Regions from separate parts of the Homo sapiens genome. Here region 1 is linked to region 2. A link is a contact called in ENCODE Hi-C data. All regions are on one chromosome and are shown on one strand. The core of a region is the stretch at or near the end of the contact, and the rest is flanking DNA. Distances in the headings are between cores, read along the strand shown.

Region 1 (2,700 bases), core at 80-2,579, 190 kb before region 2:
CTGTGGATTCATTGGCAGCGTACCACCATAGTACTTTCAAAATTTAATGTTTACTAAATACATTCAAACTTGCTTTGAAGGTAATTGTAATAAGCACACGTGCACACCCATATATTTTCATTATGGAGAGAGAGTTTCCACTGGACTATTAGTAAAGGAAAACAAGACATTGTTTAGCTAGCATGAGCTCCCTTTTTTTTTGCTACTGCTTTCGTGGTCTGTTATTTGATTCTGGGCTCTATGCTGTCACATAATATAGAGTTGTTGAAATGGCTGCAGATTCTATACCCTGTGAATGAAACATACAGATAACAGTTTTGTGAACAAGGTTTTGGTAACATGGTGATGAGATAAATTGGATCTATGTTTAGGGAGAGCGAGATAATGATCCCAGCTACTTGCTTACATAACCCTTTGGCTCTCTCTACTCAGATATGTAATTATTACTTAAAAAATTCTGTTCCTTATGACTACCTGTCTTCAGAAGTTTTTAATCTTTGTAAATCTAGCTATGCTTGCTATTTGGAGATGATATTTTTGACCTCTTGCGGGTTGGACTTTTGGTCTCATTGTTTTTCCCATTAATAGTGATAGAATTGCATGGATTTAACCACCCATAGTTTTCCAGTTTCATTTATATCTAGTGGCGTATGTTTGCAGAGGTAATGGATTTGCAGCCGTAGAAGATTGCAAAACCATGCGATACACAGAGAGGCCAGACCCTGTTACCTTGGCTTGATTAGCATGGCACTGTACACATGTATATTTCAGAGATTATTAGATCTTAGTGTTGTGGATTCTTAGAGTGTTTAAATTTGATTTTCAAGACTTGCTCTTAAGGAAAACAACATGCTTTAAGCTTATGGTTTGTGAGTGCTGCCTGGGCATATGTGACTGCAACATGTGTTAACTGTTAGTAATAGCCTCTGTAGGTGTTGGAGTGGACCCCATCAGCTTTATTTATATAGCTCACGTTTAGAACAAGAACCTATAGCTTCGAATTCTCTGTGTCATTTGTTGTTTTTGAAAGGAAGCATAGGTGTAAATACTGCCTAAATTGCCTCCGTTGCAGAGCTATTTGTTTTGCAAGTAACAAATGCGAAAGGGAAAGGCAAAGGGCACTCCTCTAAAATGTTGTGTGGGTGCCTGTAATTTAAACTGATGCTACAGAAAGGAAGTATTATTTTTACAAACAAAACATAGTGGCTTAGTCATTTTCCATTTCTAGATGATGAATGTGTCATACATCTGTATCATGTTTTTCTCAAAGTGAATGGCATACTATACTTAAAGTGAAGCAGCCTTTACTGTGGAGTTGCCAAGGTAACTGACCAGCAAGTATGCAGTTCAGCAGATTGCTGAAAGGCAATTGAGTACACATGAATAAAGAAATGTGCTTGTCATCTTCAAACCCAGGAGGGCCATGGTAGATTGTGTCTTGGCTCTGTAGAACGCAGAAATGTTTTTTATAAAAGCAGAAACTGAGATGTTCTATGCAAGTTCTTGAAGTGAGATGATATGGAGTGGCAGGTACCCTTTCTTTAATGGTTCCACTTCAGGACCTGTGGAGGGCAATGTAGAAAATGGAATCATTTCAGTATTATTTAATATGAACAACCTTTCATTTTGCTTTGTTAGCTAGCTTTTACCACCTTATAGCAGCAAATACTAAGGGAGACTATTAGTTTATAATGTCAATGAAGGATGATAATCTACAGAATGCTATCCCTCTAAGTATTATATATATTTAGTTCACTAATAGGAAACTTGTGTTTACCTCTGCCGTACTTTGTATTAGAATGTACTCATCCATTCCATAGGCATTGATACAATTATTCAAATATACCAGACTCTCTTCTAGCTGCCGAGAAAATAGCAAGGTAAATAAAACTTAGTGCTGTACTTCAAGGTATTTTTAATCTCTAGAAAGAATGAATTAGATAATTAGATAAACTACAAAGAGATTCCTTTAGATTATTTGTAATGTTCTCTGCTTTGGATGTAGGGTTGTGATCCTGAATTTAAATACTTTGATATACAGAGTGAAATGACTTTTTAGCAGGAGTTCAAAACTCCCTATTTTAACTCTTCTTTTCTTCCCAGTTTTGCCTCCCCCTACCTTAAATTTACCCCAGGATCCAGCATTACTGACTTAATTCCCTTCCCCGAAAGGCCCCCACAGTATCCAGTATTGTATCTTGCACATATGTTCACTGTGAAATGCTGAAATTCCACATCTCTGAGTTTCAGAATCCTACTACTGTAGTATTTTAAGAGCCATATTGAATTCCACTTCTTCCATAAATCTTTTCTGAATCTGTCCAACCTTAATTGCTCCTCCCATATTTCCAGGTGTTGCCAAAGCAGTTTTACCTCTGGGATAATACCTAGTTAGGTGGATGTTGGTCTCCCATACCAGATGGTGAACTCCTGGAAAGCAGTGGCAGGGTCTCTTTCATCTTCATATTCCCCATAGCACCTCACATTCAGGGTACATTGTGGTATCAAACTGGTAAAAAAAAAAAAGTATAAAATTCTCATCTTTACTATTTTTCTGTGATTCATTCATTCTTGTTTCGCGGAATGGGATTATTCCTGCTGGTAAGTACATTGTTCTTGAGTAGAAGTTGGGTACTGTAAATGCCACAGGGGAAGATCACTTATGAATACTAGTACAAAACAAATCAGGAAAGAATAGAT
Region 2 (2,711 bases), core at 1-2,500:
GGCTCAAGCAATCCTCCTGCCTTATCCTCTGTAGTAGCTGTGAGTACAGGTGCACACCATCATACCTGGCTAATTTTTAAATTTGTGTAGAGACAGGGTCTCACTATGTTGCCTAGGCTGGTCTCAAGCTCCTGGGCTTAAGTGATCCTTTTGCTTCGGCCTCCCAAAGTGCTGGGATTATAGGTGTGAGCCACCAGGCCTGACCAACATATATATTTTCAAGGAGAAAGGAGTGCTAGGAAGAGTGTGAGATGGGTAGATACAAAGCAGGCATTCAAATACAAAGTATTTGAATTAAATTAAGTTTCTGTTTTATTGAGAAAAGTTATAAAACATTACAACTTTTGTGATGCAGTTTGTAATAGAGATGTTATTTATGGTCTTTCATACCCTTGCCCCCTTTAAAAATTGCCCACGCAGAGCTTCTGATGTCTAGGTGGCTATGTTTTATATCACACGACTCTCATGATGGGATACCTACCCAAATGTCAGCACTTACTAGGCTGTCTAGAGATTTATGAACTATATCAGAATCTCTCTCTTAGAAATCAAATAATAATAATGATGAAAGCCAATTAATAGCAGATATGAAAAAAACATGCAGAATGTGAATGAACCAGATTAGTGGTGAAGCTGTAGAGGAAAGAGTTGAAAAAGTCACAAACTCCTGCTCCTGAGATCTCTGAAGCCATCTTAAATAGAGAGCCAAGCCTGTCATGGTGGTGTGAGCCTGTAGTCCCAGCCACTTGGGAGGCTGAGGCAGGAGGATTGTTTGAGCCCAGGAATTCGAGGCCACAGTGTGCTATGATGGCACCATGAATAGCCACTGTATTTCAGCCTGGGCAACATAGCAAGACCCTGCCTCTAAAAAAATAAATAAATAAAGGAGCAGCCACGTTGCAGCTCCAATTTCAGTAGTCTGTTACCTTTCTTGCTCTTATTTCTCTATGTATGTCCCTGTCACCTGAGCTTCCTTGACTGGATCTCTGTTCGTTTTGCTTAAATAAACCTGAAGATACAAGATGATTATAAGGTAAAGTACCTATGATACAGATTTTGGACTATCTTAGTTACTACAACTCTATACATATTCCAGCAGTCATTTTTATAGTTTCCTCTTTTGTTTAATAATTGTTCAACATAATGAGATAGCCAGGTGGGAGAGGGTCCCTGGAAAAACTCCAACCAGCCTGCACACCAGGAGGAATGTGCATTGGGTGGAGACACGGAAGTTCACGCTGTTTGCAGAGGGGAGTAGTCTGGCCCCTCCTCTTCCTATCTGGAACCTGGAATTCAAATGACCAGGCGAGAAGTACTCTAGCAGGGACTCTGGCCTAGGGAGAGTCCCCGTTTCCCCTTTTCTTCTTTTTTCACCCAGTAAAACCCTGTCTTACTCACCATTCAAACTATCTGCAAGCCTGAATTTTTGTGGCCATGGAACAAAGAACCCTGTCATTAGCTAAACTAAGGAAAAGTCCTGCAACAATAAAATCACGAAGTCTGGAGTCTGTATTACTGGGCTAGGTGATAGAGATACAGAGATGAATCAGACAATCTGCCATCTAGAAGCATGTAGTTCAATTACACTTTTCTATATAGCGTGGTTGTTCATTACTGCAGATTGTCAGATCAGTGGTGACCAACTAGTTGCTAGGCAACTTGAAAGACAAGAATACAGAACGGATGCAGCTTCATTCTGTTATAAATTCTTCTTTGAAATGTTTGTCAAGAACTCTGAAGGATCTGGAATTTTCTCTACTTTAAAGCTAAGATGTTAGCCGGCCACAGTTTAATAGATGCTGGCGGAAGGCATGCAGCTTCTGGGTCAGAGACGAAAGACTTTGTTCCAGCAAGGCAAGGAACTAAAAGCTTTATATTTGCTTCAGGCCCCCTTTCCCCAAGTCCCTTGGGGAAAATGCAGAGCAATCCAAATGGATGTGTTGCAATTGAGAAACACCAACAAATGGAACCCAAAACTACAATGGGCTGGGAGCAAACCTGCTTGACATTTGCCCTGCAGGGAGCTATTATCTTGATTATAGTGGACAGTAACCTCTCCTCTGAAGGGAGACATTAACTCTCTCTTCCAAGGTTGCACACTATCATTATACAAACATCCTTGAACAGATATTTCAGAACGAAGGTCATCAGTGTCTCTGCTTGCAAAACATGCAGAAATGCCAAACATCCATGAATTGTGTTCCAACAATGTTCTTTATCTGGGTACTTTTTAAGACTATTCAAAATTGTGACTCTTATTTCTACTTTAAGATGGTCCTGTATTCCTCCATTTTTGCCATGTCCTGTTTACTAGGTATATTAGTTGAAACTGTTTTTGTTTTATATAACAGAAATTAACTTTCTCTAACTTAAGCAAAAAGGAAAGTTAGTAGAAGGATACTGGATTATTTCATAATTGAAAGAACAACCAAAAATCTAGTACTGTTTTGTGACCTCATCTGCAAAAGTTCACAGTCGTCTGTAGAGTGCTGTCATTGTCATGCCTCCATTATTCCTTGCCATTCTCCACTACAACTTTTAAATTTTCAAAAGAGAGGAGTTGAGTGGCTCAGCTTGGCTAAGGCTCTTCCTCTAGCTTTTCAGTTATGCCCAGAGGGGAAGGGCCATAAAAGCACCTAGTAAATCTTGGCTGCTCCCATAGAAAGAGAGATGATTTCTTTGGAACTTTGGCATCCTTCCCGATTGCTTTC

The links. A loop is a pair of places that touch in the nucleus more often than their neighbours do. Pooled maps may share reads with other maps.
Region 1: a pooled map of posterior vena cava shows a loop between it and region 2 (2.9-fold over the local background). The contact joins two enhancer-like sites. A Hi-C loop is called at or near these places in 3 of 168 maps with a recorded cell type or tissue (colonic mucosa, dorsolateral prefrontal cortex and heart left ventricle) and 7 of 50 pooled maps.

The regions. Positions count from the first base shown.
Region 1 is chr7:94,631,125-94,633,824 of GRCh38, reverse strand. The region is part of intron 1 of SGCE (sarcoglycan epsilon); the gene reads left to right. It also overlaps a transcript of CASD1 not described here. Among named protein-coding and RNA genes, the nearest start is that of SGCE, 24 kb to the left of the region's middle. Within about 2 kb of position 1,329, at least 2 of the 41 ENCODE cell types and tissues checked have a DNase peak (open chromatin) inside an H3K27ac peak, as active enhancers do.
Region 2 is chr7:94,439,455-94,442,165 of GRCh38, reverse strand. No RefSeq gene overlaps it. Among named protein-coding and RNA genes, the nearest start is that of COL1A2, 46 kb to the right of the region's middle. Within about 2 kb of position 1,250, at least 2 of the 41 ENCODE cell types and tissues checked have a DNase peak (open chromatin) inside an H3K27ac peak, as active enhancers do.